Regions from separate parts of the Mus musculus genome. Here region 1 is linked to region 2. The links are chromatin loops, found by intact Hi-C in ENCODE. Cell type or tissue: left cerebral cortex. All regions are shown on one strand. Region 1 overlaps Serpine3 (serpin peptidase inhibitor, clade E (nexin, plasminogen activator inhibitor type 1), member 3). Region 2 overlaps Ints6 (integrator complex subunit 6).

Region 1 (8,000 bases), 60 kb before region 2:
CCTACTATGTAGCATATGGACTATGGCTTTCTTTTCTTGTGATGCCCTTGATAGTTTCTGTAAAGGGCAGGCAGCTTTCTGGTTGTTGTTTCCTTGAGTTAATGTGCCGCCTCATTCCTTCTAGTTCTGCTTCCATAGCTGTGCAGGGACATGTAATCACACCTCACCTGTCGCTTTTACTGCACTTAAACAGGATATTATTTAGCTTATCACCCACCACATGGTCAGCTTCAAACAGATTTTAACTTTCTCAATATTACTGAGAAACCACAGTCAAAACGCAATGCTAAGTGCACAGGCTACACCAAGCATTGTGCTGAACACTACAAGAATTTTCATTTAATTATCACAATATTATTTAAATTCTACTGCCATCGTGTTTATTTCTCAAAGACAGACAATAAGAATATAGGGTAAAGTAGCTTGCCACTGAATCTGTAAAGTAAGACGTCCCTGGTGAGAGGAATCAGACTAAAAAGCCAGGTCCATAGCATTAATCATTACATTTAGCATTTATGTTTTTTGAAAAGGATGTTTTCTGTACTTAAGACAATTTCTAAGTGAGCCAAATATTTTGAAAAATGTCAACATACCTCTTTTTCTAAAGTTATGCATGGTTTATACAAAAGACAAATTATATTTCTTTCTTTCTTTTTTAATTTTCAAAGACAAATAGCAGCAGCATCCTCTTTGAAGGTTTGCTTCTTGGATGGCTAATGTAAAGTGCTTTGTCCTGGGGTCATGTTGGTGTGCTGATTCTTTCTGATCTCAGTTGTTTACTGGGCAAACAAAGGCTGAGTTCTTTTTCTGCTGCATATCAAGGGCACATACTGCACACAGTAAACATGAAAATGTGTTACATAGTAGAGAAAGCTACACAAGGGGCTATACAAGGAACTATAGATATTTATTCACATCCACTGTGTGTGAGATTCTACCCAAATGTGAGGAGCCAAGTGAGAGTGATACTGGCTGGCATGGCTCCACATTCCCAGAGCCCAGATTTGGAATGAGGTACACCACATACTCATTAGGTCATCTTGGGCAGGTTTCTTACTTTATGCTCTGAATTTTTCACCTAAGAGATAATAATAGCCATTATATGAAAATGAAGCAATTTCTACAAAGCTCTCATAATGTCTAACACCATGTCAGCAATATTCATTTATTTTAATTAATTTATATTTATTTTATTAATATTAATAAAAATGAGCTGAGGTAGCTTCTAGGTTATTTATGGTGTCATAAAGAGTATCAATAGGAAGCAGACTTTTCTGTGCACCTTGAGTTCAACTATACACATTGGGCTTTCAGAACCAGGAGTCACGGGGCTGGAGGTGAAGCTCCAGTAAGAGAATATTTCTCTAGCATGTAGGAGGTCCTGGATCTTATCTCTAGTACCATTTTGAAAAAGTGAGAAAACAGCTGAGTAGGAAGGTAACAGCTGAGGAATGGCGTTATCTAAAGGCAATCAGGGAAACAGAGCCGTCCCAAATGAGTAGTATGGACAAAGCTGGGGGAAAGCCCAGAGGGGTCAGGTTCGTCCCAGGTATGATTCAAGGGAAGGAACAATGAAAAGGACAGTGGGGAGGGGGCCCAGTGTGCATTGATCTCCGGTTAGAACCTTATACTTCGTGTGGTATGTATGAGAAGAGTGTGAATTCTAAATGGCAACTGATCATCTGCCACTGTTTTGCAGGTTTAAGATCCAAAATCAATTTGACGTAAAAAGCATTTTAAGATCGTGGGGTATCACTGATCTTTTTGACCCACTCAAAGCTAACTTGAAAGGAATTTCAGGTAATAATTATTCAATTCTTCCTATCTTTGCAGAGTATTATGTTTGGGGGTTTTGCCATACTCTAAGGGATCCTTATTATTTCAGAGTTTTGGACAGAAAACACTGCCTAAAATAAAGGGGTTAACCTTGTGTAAGAATGTGGAGCTTCTAGTAACAGTCACATTTTGATTAGAATTGTTGGGTGAGGGGTGCTCCTTGAGGAGCATGGTTTTTGGAAACCACTTCACAGTGCGTCAAGTGGCCATAGGATGCAATACAGAGCCTCCCTTTGCCGTGACCAGACTCTCATGGAGACTGTAGGCAGCACCAGCACCTTCATTATGCCCCCTGCTATCACGCCAGCGTCAGGGCCATCCCGTTTCTACCCTTTCCTTTCCTGGTTGCCTTTAACGCTTACTGCCTTTTGTAATGGACTAATAAACACACACCTTTCCCTAGCCCAGTCCTCAGATTACCCATGCTTTCATGACCTTGCACTAAGATGTTCTCTTTCCTGGCATCCATGCTCCATATTTTCCATAGTTAACATGCTACTGCTGATCAACAGGAACCATGTTTGCCTGTGATCTGAGCTTCCATCGCACACCGGAAGGAAAACGAATGCTAACATCTACTTTGGGAACCTTAGAGGGAACCACTGGCTCAACTTCTGCCAAGCTAGGAAGCCTTGGATTGTTTCTACTTTGCAGACTATCTCACTGGTCTTGAGACTGCCTTTACTTGATGAATTTGAAAGTTACCATTTTAAACATCAGACCACTGGAACATATGGTACTAAAACTTTAGTCAGAATCCACCCTCTTAATCACAGAAAATAACAGGAGTTTGATCTTCAAGTCCTGGCTTGTGCTTTAGATGTGAGCAGACAGAACCACCACAAGCTACTTATTAAGTAAGAGTAACAGGGAGTATCTAATCAGGGTACTAACAACTTGCCATCTCGGGGCTGTGGGCCTTCATAGTAGAGTGCTTGCCAAGTGTGCAGAAAGTTCTGGGTTCCATCGCCAACATCACCCCCCCAAAAACAAACAAACAAACATCTACCACTTCTTATTGTCTAAATGTACAGGGATAGGTAAGACAATAGTCAAGTTTTGGCAGTGTTCACAATGCTTGGTATACAATTAGACACAAGGCAATACTGGTGGCCTCGTTGGAATTTTTCCTTATTGACAGGCATGCTTTGACACTGCAGGAAAGGAACAGTAGAACAAACAGCATAATGATCAGAAGCAGGGGAAGTTACCACATTCTACTTTCAGTAACGGGCAATTATGTCTTCTCAAGGCTTCAGAGTTCAGCTTTGGTATCCCTGTGGCTAATGGAAATTCTATTGCTCTTTTAGTCATTCAAATTAAAAATATGAGGGTGCTGGATTGAGTAGCCAGTTACAGAAGGGGGTGGGGGAAGTAACTTTGAAGCTATTTTTGGCCCTTTCTTCCATGCCATTGTATTTAATGTTTTACTCTTCTTCATTTTTAATTCCCTACCTTACTCCCCAAACCCCAGAATCTGAAAAAAAAAAAAAAAAAAAACATACTCAAATGCCAATCTCGTGTCCTTAAACAGTAGTGGTCTTCATCTGTATCTTGCAGAACGACTATAAGCAAAGATACCTTGTGATCCACTGTTTTTGAGACAGAATCTCTCACTGGCGTTGGGTTACACTGTCTGGGGTATTAAGCTATGAAACTTCCCTGCCTTTTTCCCTTACCCCACCCCTCAAGTGCGCAAACAAGCATGCACCCTTGTCCTTGGTTTTTTACATGGGTTAAAGGAATCAAACATGGGTGCTCATGCTTGTACAGCATGAACTTTACCGATTGAGCCATCACACCAGCCTATCACCAAGTCTTATGAATACCTACATGGTCTACATATAATGCAATTATTTTACTTATGTTTGTTCAAACCAAAATAATCATAAGCTCACAGATCTGACTTCCTTAATAATCCAGCCATGTGCTAAATGTGGAGCTTGCATTCATGCTTATTGATGCAACCCAATGATCTTCTCCCACTGTCAACAAATTAAGACCTGTCACCTGATTTTATTAAAAAAGCAGCTACTTACATTTATTAAAATTAATCTAAGGCTGTTTTCTTGCTACAGTAGTGAAGTTGTGTCACTGAGATGGACATCAGGGGATTGGTGATTGCTAAAATTAATATTTTTATTGATGGCTTGCCAACAAATTCTTTCCAGTAGCAAGACCACTCATGCCTGTACCCAAGTACATTTCTGCCTACTCTACAGACAGGATCACTGAACAGTGTCATCATTCCTAAAGTGGAGAACCACCACTCAATGACACAGTATATTGGTTTAAAAACATATTTATTGTGTGTGCATGCTGGAGTGGGGTGCACATGCTCTCAGCACACATGTGGAGGTGAGGGGAACTCTTGGGAAGTCAGGTTCTCCTTCCACTTGTAGGTGGATTCCATGGATTGAATTAAGGTCATCAGATTTATGAGGCAAGCTACATTACCTGCTGAGCCATCTCACCACCCCCATCTGCAGAGTAGTTTTGTGTTTGCTTGTTTTTTAATTAGAGAAATGATCATAAACAGAGCCACCCTCTCCTCAATGAACAAGGGGTTACCAAGTTTTACAATACAGAGGAAACCTAAGAAAACCTTCCAATTCAGTTCAAAGCCAGAATCACAATTCACCTTCCCAGGCTACAAAGCATGTCTGCTCCTTCTTGGCATAATTTTATTTAAGAAGTATTTCAAAGCTCAACTGAGCCCCCATGTAGCTCACCCTTCCTCCCAATCCTCTTTTATTCCTACAGAACACATAGCTAATGAATTGTTCCAATCTCCCTCTCACTGAGAAGAGCAGGTAGGCACCTGTTCTGGGTAATCCCTTTCCTGAAAGACCACCACCAAGTTTTGACATAAACTTGTGCCTCCAGGTCAGGTGTTGTATATAAACTCAACACTTTTTAGAAACTATTTAAGTCTTTGCTTTCATAAGTAGCAGTCAACTTCAATTTCTGTCCATAGTGCAAGCTATATCCTACGGGACTTGAATAAGCCAACTGTCTAAAGTGCATGAATTAACTTGAGCCACAATAAGTCAACACTGCACAGAAAGATGTAAGTAGTAGAGAAAGGTGGAGAAAGCAACCAACTACAGTTAGTTTGTGAGCCATCTAAGATTCCTCCAGTTTCCTTACACTAGGCTAGCTGCAATGCGTATATACACCCACTCTTCATTTCTTAGCTAACTGAAACGATGGAAGAAGATAAGCAACTAGCTCTTTCCAAAGAAAATCATTGTCAGGGACAAAAGGAGGCAACTGATGTCCACTCTGTCCTGATGAGGAAGAAGCTGAGGTCCAAATGCAGACAATTTATAAATGTGTGGCCAACAGTACATAAAAGCTACCTACCAACCAGTGGTGGGAATTAAATCCTTGCTTAAAGAACCTTGTGTGCTTCATCCTTTGGATGTACACATTAACTATTTCTTTGACACATGTAAAAGCTGAAAGCTGGGCATGGTAAAGTGAGCATGCCATAATTCCTACTTGCTACAGCTAATAGTCTAGGTAGGGGGTGGGAGGGGTAATCCCAAATATGCTGACACAAACATGTAATGTAGGCACAGATGTTTATAGTTGACTATGATGTGCCTTCCAGAAAGTTTAGTTAGTAAACTGAGGTTAAAGAGAGGTGGAAGTGGCTTCAGGGATGAGAGCCATGTACTGCAGTCCTGCACAGCAAATATTAGCAAATCAGCAGCTCCAACAAAGTTTCCTAGACACAGGATCTATTAACCTGCATCTCTCACATCTAACTAATTAAGGAGCCTGCCTACAGAACAGCATTTATAAAGGATTCTAAGGGCAAATTTTGGGGCGACAGGTTGTATAACCTTTTACAATGCTAACAATTCAGAAAAACAACAGCCAGGAAAAACCTCACCTTTTCCAGTTATTTCATTAATGGTATAACATTTCAATAGCCACATAACAAAAGGAGGCCAACTACCGTCAGAATAGAAGATAAAGGAAGAACACAGCCTAGTCTACAAAAATGTCAAGTCTTAACCAAAGATAAAACCTTCAGAGATGTGACAGTTGGTGGCATACAGGCAATGAGTAGTCTAAGGGTTATGCACAGACAACAGACATTGGGCCATTCTTAGAATGGGGTAGGAAGGATATTTAAGCTTTTCACATGCCTTACAAAGACACTGAAACAGCCCTACCTAGCCTACTGAAGATGAATTTGTAGCAATCCCACTTCTTACAATGATCCAGATACAGGATTTGCTGTATGTTAGCTGACCAGGGGTTTCACAGTGAAGCTGCACTCATTTAATCATATGGAAATGTTCAGACAATGTGAAAGTCATAAAGTCAAAGACAGTAAACCCTCGACTGGCAAACATCTCTTTATAAACTCCTTTTTGACTTTGGCACTCTGCTCAATGAGCTAGAAGGGGCTAAGCATTAACAGATAATCTTGCTTTTCTCAAAGACAAGCAACGAAAGACCACTGTTAATCTGATTCTCCGCTAGCACCAAGTGAATGCTGACTGACTTCTTCCTGGCTCTTGCCCATTCTCTACTGCCAGTGAAAAGTGGGACAACCATCTCCTGATATCCCATTGTTTTAGTATCCTGGGTTGGATTTTAGTCTTACATGACTGTCAGGGGCCATATCCCTAAAGTACATCAAAATGGTTCCTAATATGCAGGTCTCTCTGATGGTGTGCTCCAGCTGACTAGACAGCAGCTTCTTAAAAGGAGGGCTGGGTAGAAACAGGCTCTGGGTCAAACCTGGATATTCTCAGTTCAGATGGGGTGTGTGTCATACCAGATGACTTTGCAATCCCTCTGAAACAGAAGGGCCGAGCAGTTTCAAATCTTAGTTCTACATGCTGAAGTTCACTCTTTACTGCAACACATGTCATTTCATCTGTAGAGAACTGTTCAATGACAGAAATCTGTCAAGCTTTCTAAGTTCTCTCATTCCTATTTACTAAGCTTGTCTTTGAAACTGTCAGCACACACATCTAGCTACAACCTCACATTTCTCTGCAGGTTCCAGCCCTTAAGGTGAGCTAACTAGCCAACCAGCTCCACAGAATCTAGTCATGGAACAGCAGGCACTTTAACACCAGATTATCCTCCTAATACTAACCTCTGACTTACCAGTGTCTTCCTAAAAACTGCAGCCCAACAAGAATTATCTCAAAAGCTCATTGAAATTATATTTAGGTTATACTTTGTAACATACACCCTTGGGAACCTTAATGCCTTACCTAAGTTTTAGAAATATAGGATAAAGATTTTAATATTAATATTTAAAACTATGAGATTCAGTCTCTACTAATTTGGGGGAGGTCTTACTAGTGAAAAAAGCCTTTGAGTTGTAGAAAAATAAAACTTGGCAATTTTCTGTACAATCACTCCCTATATACTTGTGGCACTGAATGCTCAAGTTTTACTCAAGAGTCTTCAAACATACACTATGTGCACAAAAATGTAAACAAATCACTTTCCATTTTTGTCATTTGTGAATTAGGCCAAGATGGCTTTTACGTTTCTCAACTAACCCACAAGGCCAAGATGGAGCTTTCAGAGGAGGGTACCAGGTCCTCTGCAGCCACAGGTACATTCAGCGCTTAGCCCCGTGGAGCTGCTCACCAAGATCGACCCTTGTTATGTCTGCCCAGTGACTCTTCAGTTATAAACCATACCACTTAAGCCCAAACCTGAGTGTGATGTAGCATTTTAAAAGAAATGAAAGAAAACAAAATCTTATGAAAATCAATGATACTAATTTTTAACAAGTATCATTGCCCCATCAACAAGGAGTGGAATCATACAGTATCCCACCTTCAAAGGGGGAGCTATGTCATGGAATACTATTTAAAAAAAAAAAAAGACACAGGAATGATTAAGTAGTAGCTTTCCTCTTTAATTTCCCAATTTGCACTCCTGTAACACTACACGGTAGAATGTCATTAAGATGCTGATGATTCCTTAAAGACAAATCAAGTTCTGCCCCTATGTTCTGCATTTATGTTATCTGCATGCTTTTCAATGCTGACAGGGCCTGTTCTTTCTCACAGCGGTGCTGCTGCTGAGGAGGTCTCGGACCTCTGCTTTTAAAGCAGATCGGCCCTTCATCTTTCTTCTGAGAGAACACAGCACAGGTACTGACTTTTTAAAAAAAA
Region 2 (8,000 bases):
GATTTTATAAATAAACCAGATCCAGGTATACTGGGATGAACTACATCCCTGAAGGCATTTTTACAAAAGGCATGAGAAAGAGTGCCTTGAATGAATAACCTTACAATAGGCATATTTTATAAGAAAAAAACAGAAATATTTTAATCAAAATCATTAAGGTAAAACACAACCATCAAAAGAAGTGGAATTTCTATAAAATTAACATGAATACAAATAATAAAATTAGTATGGTTAAGAAAGAAAAGTCAATTTGATAGTTTCTAGGTTCAAGCTAAGTAACATTGCTATTGCTTGTGATTATAGATACAGTGTCTTGTCTACTACTATGAGTGGCAGAACTATAAGGAGCTATACACATCAACCAAGTCTAAGAAGGAAGTCCAGTAACCCATTACATCTCACTTTCAAAAAGGCTGTATCAAGTAGGCTACTTTTTTTCAGTGCTACCTCAATATTTATTCCTAAAATCTTTTAAATATTAACTGCTGAAACAAAGCAATTCTAGCATTTGCCCCCTAAGTAAAATTAGGTAATCTAAGTTCTGCACTGGTTCTATTATCTCATGATGGAATGACACAATACACTTTGTCTTTATAGCCCACCGTACATTTTCACATCCATTATTTACACATTTCAACAACCCTATGAAGGAAATCAAGAATTATTGTCAGTATTTCATTGATAAGGTAGAGCTTAGGAAAATTAGGTCAACTGGTAGAAAGTTCACGGTGGAAGTACTTGAATTAAGAATAAAACCCACATGCTCTGACTCCATATAATTTATATTCAACAGTGTCACAGGAATGGAAATGAATTCCAAATCTTTGATTAAATTTTAATTCTAAATTTTTAAAATCTGTACCTTTGCCATTTCAAACTCTAATCATAGAAACTAAGAACAAATGCAAACAGTAATGAGTCTGTAAAAGATCACCTGTGCATTTGCATGTTAAGAAAAAACTAAAACACTTAACAACAGTTCAAATACAGTAAAAACACTATAAAGCTTGCTTTCTTTAACCTAATGGATTTATCACACTACAGCATACATAATTCACTTACAGAGTAATTAACATTAGCTCTGAATTATCGATACTACATCTGACTTAAGAGAAAACATAACTGTTGAAAAGTCTTCACTCTTTCTAGTTTTAATCTACTCTTGGTGGTGTGTTCCCGCCTGGACTCTACTAAAAACCTCAACTGACATATGATTCAGGCAGAAATGTCTATGAAAGGCCTATGTATTAAGTCTTGGCCTCAAGCTCTGGGAGATGCTGGCAACATTGGGAAAAGGGGTCTGGTCGGAGAAAGCTAGGTCACTTGGAGCAGAATCTTGAAAGTGTTATCTGACTGTAGTCCCTTTGCTTACTGGCCACATGAAGTTAGCAGCTTATTCTTTCCCACTGTCCCACCGTCCTTGTCTCACCAAAGTGCTCAAACTCTCAAGGCTACTGATTATACATTGAAACCTCTTTGAAGAGTTAAAATAAACATTTCCTTGTTATAAGCTTATTTACTTCAGTTGTTCTGTCTGTAGTTAAAAGCTATCACCATAATCAGCTAAAATAAGAAAATTATTAGAATTGTTTGGTTTTCTTTTTAACCTGAAAATAAGAAAGCTATCACCATAATCAGCTAAAATAAGAAAATTATTAGAATTGTTTGGTTTTCTTTTTAACCTGAAAATAAGAATTTTACTATTGTGTAGGCACTGACACTGTCCTCACTATCAACTGATGTTTTTAATGGAAGCAGGAGGTACACTTACAAACTCTGCACAGAAAGGATTCCTATTCAAGAAAATATTATAATGACAACTGCTATGAACAAAGGTAGAGGACCCTGGAGATGAATTATTATAAACTACACCAATTACTAAAGAGTAAATGTACTACAAAGCATCCAATACCCTATTACACACATACACAAATAGGTCTCAATTTCATCTATGATCCATGTGACACACCTCACATGACTTACCTCATCCTGGACACCACTAGTAGTAGTCAACTTGCTCCCATCAGTGATTGTAATTATTATTGCTGGCTCCAAGAAAAAGGGGTTTCTTCCCTAAAGTCAAAACAAAACAAAACAAAAGGATATCAAGGCTTAAGTTCTGGTTTAACCTTTAGTTACAAAACCAATTCTTAGAAAAGAATGCCCACAATCCCTCTGGAATGTTTATCATCTCCCTTTTCATTTTTAAAACATTTTTATTGCATTTAATTTGTGTATGTGTATACTCAAATGTCAGAGAATGTGTGGAGGTTGGAAGACAGCTTGCAGGAAGTCTGTTCTTTCCTACTATGTGGGTCCTGAGACTCAAACGCAGTTTGTCAGGCTCAGTAATCAAATACCTTTTTATTATCCACTATGCTATCTCACTAACCCAATCTCTCCTGTTAGTAAAATTTACATATATCATATATTGTACATTTTAAAACACATTTTAGAATATATACTGCCACACAGTGGTGGCGCACGCCTTTAATCCCAGCACTTGGGAAGCAGAGGCTGGCAGATTTCTGAGTTCGAGGCCAGCTTGGTCTACAGAGAGGACAGCCAGGACAGCCAGGGCTACACAGAGAAACCCAGTCTCAAAAAGCCAAGAAAAAAAAAAAAAAAAGAATACATACTAATAGTACTGAGCTCTAGAGATATAAAGACAGATTTCTCACTTTTTTATATACTCTTGTGTTTTTACATTATTATTTGTGTATGTTAGAAAGCATATTTTCTTTAAAAAATTATATTACACATAATAATGTTTGGTCTGCATGCATGTATATGCATCATGTGTTTGGTTGGTGCCACAAAGGCCAAAGGAAGGCAGAAGACAGTTCAGATGCCCTGAAACTGGACTTACAGACAACTGCGAGACACCCGAAGTGAGTGCTGGGAACTGAACCCTAATCTGACAGACCAGCAAATGTTCTTAACCATTGATCCATTTCTACAGTCCCAATATTTAATTTCTTAAACAGTATCCTCATAGCTGAAGTCTAGTAATTTGAATTTTTGAAGGCTATCACAAACCAGTACTAATCACCTCTTAGTCTTTTGGCTAAAATCAAGTATAGTACAAACTGGAATAATAAAGATAGACTCTAGGAATATGGTGGTCCACACCTGTGATCACAGCATGTGGAAAATTAGCCATGCATTTGAAGCTAGCTCTCTCTAAATACAAAACAGTCTAAAAGCTTGGTGCAATGGTACACAACTCAAGTTCTAGCACTAAGGAACTGAGTCAGGAAGACAAGGGATTTCCAGGCCTGCATAGAGGCAGTCATTGTCTTGCTCCCTTGTCCCCTGCCTTAGGGGGGGAGGGGGCTAGGAGAAAAATAACAGTATTTTAAAAAGACAGTGCCCATAATCATAATGTCTCAGCAAGTGGCTAGTACATGGAAAGGACTTCAAAAACTAATTTCACAAAATTATTAGGGTATCCTCAGCTTAGCAAAACTAGCACAAGTCTAAGACAAGGAGTTAAAAGTAAGGATAACTACACCTCAAGTAAATGCTTGGAAAAGGATGTATAAAAACAATGATAGCCAAGAAACAAAATGGCATGCTGCTATCAAAGGCTCTCTATAAGATGAATATACTTCAGTGTCTTCCATTCAGACCCTAATCTAGCACAATGCTACAATGATCATTTCAAGGTATTATTAAGTTTTGGGAAAAGCACACACAACCTTGCCTTTTACATACAAATGGTACCCAGTTGAGAACTAAGCACATCCGATATTAGCCCTTTAATTTATTATTATCTTGTTTTTTATTGTTGTTGTTGTTGCTGTCATTGTTAATTTGGGGGTAAAGGAAACACATGCCACAGCATACATGTGTTAAGTCAGAGAACAACTTTAGTAGCTCATTCTCTCCTTCCACCACCTGCCACATTACCAGACTTGGAGGCAGCCCTCCATGAAGGCTTCTGAATCAGCCTCCACGTTAACTCTTAAAAAAGAGACAGACTGGGGAGATGGCTCAGGCAGTAGAGTGGCTGTCACACAAACATGAGGACCTAAGTTTAGATCTAGTACCCAAGTAAAAAACCCAGGCACAATGGAGCACAACTGTAAACCCAGCCAAGACAGAAGGGACTGAAGACAAACAGATCTCTAAAACTCACTGGCCAAACCGCTAAAGCTCTCCAAGCATTTACTTGAGGTAGTCATTGATTTCACTAGCCAAAATCAATGTGCTCCAGCTTCAATGAAACCATGTCTCAAAAACATTGGGAACACCTAATAATCAACGCCCTCCACACACACACACACACACACAAACACGCGCACATAATAAAGAATAAACAGGAAGACCAAATATAGAAATTTCAAGTAGGTATAACTTGTCTGAAACTGAAGATGCTTATACATTACATATACTTACAGTCTCCACAACAAGAGACTGAATTCAAGACTAGCCTAGCAATATAGTAAGATCCCTATCTCAAAAAAGGAGAGAAATTCAAAGACATTTAAACTCTCTACTGTAGGTAGCAAAAATTGAATGAAGTTTACTGGATCTGACATATACCAGCATATGATGAAGTTTAGTGATATAAAAATCAGTTGGAGATCTTAGTAAAATATAGTTGTTCATTCAGTGTTTTCAACAAGTTTGGGAGATGCTAATGTCCACAGACCACCTCCAGTAGTAAGGAAAAGGGTTATATGCATAAATCATCTGCAGGGGTTTTTTGTTTTCCCTTCTCATTTACTAATCTTGATTCCTGGCATATTATAGCACATACTATTGACTGAATAAAATTTACAGTTACAGTAATTATATGATTAGAATCTAATCATTATAAAGGAGGGAGATCTGCTAAGCATTTTGATCAAGTCAGGCAAACTTGTAAGTAGACGTTTCTCAAATTGACGCCTAAAAGAAGTTCTAAAAAGTGAAATCTTCTGTTGGTTAGAACACCACCTTTGCACAGTTCTCGTATGCACATAAAAAAAGCTAGTAAGTAGTGTTTACATCTGTAAGTCCAACACTGAGGAGGCAAAAACAAGATGATTCCTTGGGCTTGCTGGGCAAATAATCAAGCGGAATAGGTGAGCTCTGAGAGTACTGAGCGACTCTGTTCCAAAGAAATAAGCTGGAGAAGCAACCAAGGAATGTCACTGACCTCTGGCCTCCTCATCCACACCCACTTTCATACACATGCAGACAGACATGCAGAAAGACAGACAGACAGAGAAACACAAATAGAGACTGACTCTAAATATACAACAGCATTAAAATGTCTCAAGATCCCTACAGAATGGAAACAATCACCGGCATCCCTCTTCATGTTCAGCTTCTTGTACCAGTTACATGAGATAGTCAGATCCTTAACCCTAAAAAGTTCAAATCTTCCCACAAAGCCACATGTTGGAAATGTCCATTTCCACCTAAGTTTTGTCTCTAGTAAAATACTTGTTATATTCCTTGTTTAAGACCTATCCAACTCCTACTCATTCCAAAGAGCCGTTTAAATCTCTGTTCTTACATGAAGTTTTCCTACTAAGGCCTTCAGTAGCCAAACCTTTCATTTCTACAAACTCTAATACTAAAAATTTTCAAGCTTTATATAAGCATTCCTTCAAATAAACATGGGGTTTTCAGTGGTTTTGTAGAGCATATTTAAAGTCAGTCAGTTACATATCTGTGGGACCCCTGAGATAGTAGCTTTGAGCCCACAGAATGGATCAGGGGTAGCCTGAACAACCTAACAAGAAGCTGTCTCTGAATGGGAGAGGATGCACTTAATCCTGTGGAAACGTGATGCCTCAGGGAAGAGGGAAGCTGGGGGGGGGGGGGGGGGTGTGGCCAGGTGGAGGAGCACCCTGGGGTAGTGAGGTAAAGAACTCTTCTGAGGAGTGACAGGAAGGGAGGCAACTTTTGGAATGTAAATAAATAAAAGAAGTAAAAAGTAATAATAATAAAAAAATTCTTGACTTTGTGAAAAGCTAATTTAAGGAACAAGTGGGAAATCTAATTTAATAATTTAAAAAGAATTCGGTCTTGCATTTAAACTAAATTCTAAAGTTTGAAAAAGATTAACAGATTGGTTTTGGTAATTCCTAAAAACTAGTAGCAGGCAAACAGATTTTATACTGGTGCAGAAAGAGAAATGAAGATATGAGGATAATTCTACTGAAGAAATACGAGTCGTATGTATAAAAAAACCTAATATATCAATTGTATTACAGAGACTAGGTAAAATTAATGTGGGAAAATCAATGCAGCAATATGTTTGATGACAAAAAAGTATAATAAATGCAAAGATATAAACATATTTTCAAAGTCAGGTAAATGAAGACAGGACAACACTCAATTTGCCTCATCCAGATCTAGCCTATCCTCAAGTTTAATGATCTCCTTGGGTTCTCACTACCACAGTCATGCACTACCTTGGTAAAAGCCTGGCTAGTTGTTGTTTTCCTTTCTTTTTTCTTTTTTTTTCCCTTTTTCTTCTTTAAGTTCACTCTGTGTTTACGAGTGTTCACCTGCACATACTTCTGTACACCACATGTATGCCTGGTACCATAGGGTGTCAGATCCCCTGTGACTAAAGTTATATACAGATGGCTGTGAGCTGCCATGCAGGTGCAGGGAACTGACTAGGTCCTCCGAAAGAACAGTGCTCTCATCAGACTCTATCTCTCTCTTCTCCAGCTTCATAAATCATTTCTTGAACTCAGCAATCAAATTCAATTTTAAATACTCTAACAAGCAGACCTTAATTGTATGTCAAAATAGGAAGATTCTGGTTTCTTCTCTTTAAACATCCATGCCACAATCAGGCCCTCAAAAGAATAAATTTACACACATTACTGTCTTTAAAAACAAAAACACAGGAGTCCTGGAGAAACAACTCAAAGTTAGGAGTACTGGCTGCTGCTCTTCCAGAGGTTCTTGGTTTAATTCCCAGTACCCATATGGAGGCTAACAGACATATAACTCTTTCAAGGAACTCAACACTCTCTTCTGGCCAACAATGGCACCAGGCACACATGTGATGCAAGCACACACATACTCCCCCAAACACCTTTTCACGTAAAATAATTTTTACTTTTTTAAATTAAAAAATTTTAAAAACATAGAATTCTACAACAGCTCTCTATATATAGTGAAAAAATAGTCAATATTACAGATCACAAAAATTAGCAAAAAAGCTTTACATTTTTGAAAGGAAAAAATTCACAACATGGGTATTAGTTCTCATATGCTAGGGCTTAAGAGTCCATCTTAACTGGGTAAGACAAGGTTAGTTTCAAAGCTTTTTAAACCCTTTTTTTTTTTTTTTAAATTGAGTGTTTAGTCTTGAAGTTCCAAAATACCCTTAGGAATATTTTACGTTCTCTAAAATCTAACAAGGTTCAACAGCTTTAGACTAAGAAAATTTTTTTAACAAACCAACATCAGTTTTGTCATTCATCAGTCATAAACTGTACTAGCTAACAAGTAATAAATCTTTGCTTACATATATTTAAAACTAGTAATCAAGTTTTATAGAAAATATAGCCCTTCTAAGATCCTTGTTAAGCACATACTATATTTGAGCAAATCAAACAGATAGGAAAGATTCCATAGTTTTTAAAGGTACACATTTGTGAAACGTGTATAAGGATTAGAAAAAAAATTGCTTTGTTATGAAGTCATTAAGCTGACCAAATTAAGAGGTCTTTTCCACATAACAGTATCTCAATATATAAGTAATCAAATTTCAAACAGTATATACCAAAAATATCCTTCATATGAAAAAAAAGCATAGATTTATCCTATTAATAGCTTTTTCTACACAAAGCTACAAAAAGGGAGTATCTTGCTCTTGAACTCCTTGACCAAAGTTGTCTTCTTTCTAATATACCCCACACTAACCATCACCAATGTGATTCCTAAAATATACAGTCCTAGAAAAAGACTGATGTGAGATTCCTCAAAGACTAAAGATGTTTCTATTTTGAAATTCACAAGTGTGTTTGCATGTCTGTTGG

The links. A loop is a pair of places that touch in the nucleus more often than their neighbours do. Peaks named below come from ENCODE experiments on the same cell type or tissue, not always from the same donor. Only the 100,000 strongest peaks of a DNase experiment are listed, where the experiment ranks them.
Region 1: it touches region 2 in a loop (2.3-fold over the local background); 2 of 42 quality-filtered maps call a loop at or near these places.

What each region holds. Positions count from the first base shown.
Region 1 is chr14:62,681,682-62,689,681 of GRCm38, forward strand. Serpine3 (serpin peptidase inhibitor, clade E (nexin, plasminogen activator inhibitor type 1), member 3) reads left to right here. Exons shown (of 9, transcript NM_001199945.1): 6 at 1,700-1,800; 7 at 7,346-7,432; 8 at 7,896-7,979. The region is part of intron 18 of Ints6 (integrator complex subunit 6); the gene reads right to left. Among named protein-coding and RNA genes, the nearest start is that of Serpine3, 22 kb to the left of the region's middle. In left cerebral cortex, no CTCF peak of the experiment used is centred here; a DNase peak (open chromatin) is centred at 4,922.
Region 2 is chr14:62,741,926-62,749,925 of GRCm38, forward strand. Ints6 (integrator complex subunit 6) reads right to left here. Exons shown (of 19, transcript NM_008715.2): 4 at 1,984-2,073. Among named protein-coding and RNA genes, the nearest start is that of 4931440J10Rik, 15 kb to the right of the region's middle. In left cerebral cortex, no CTCF peak of the experiment used is centred here; a DNase peak (open chromatin) is centred at 3,997.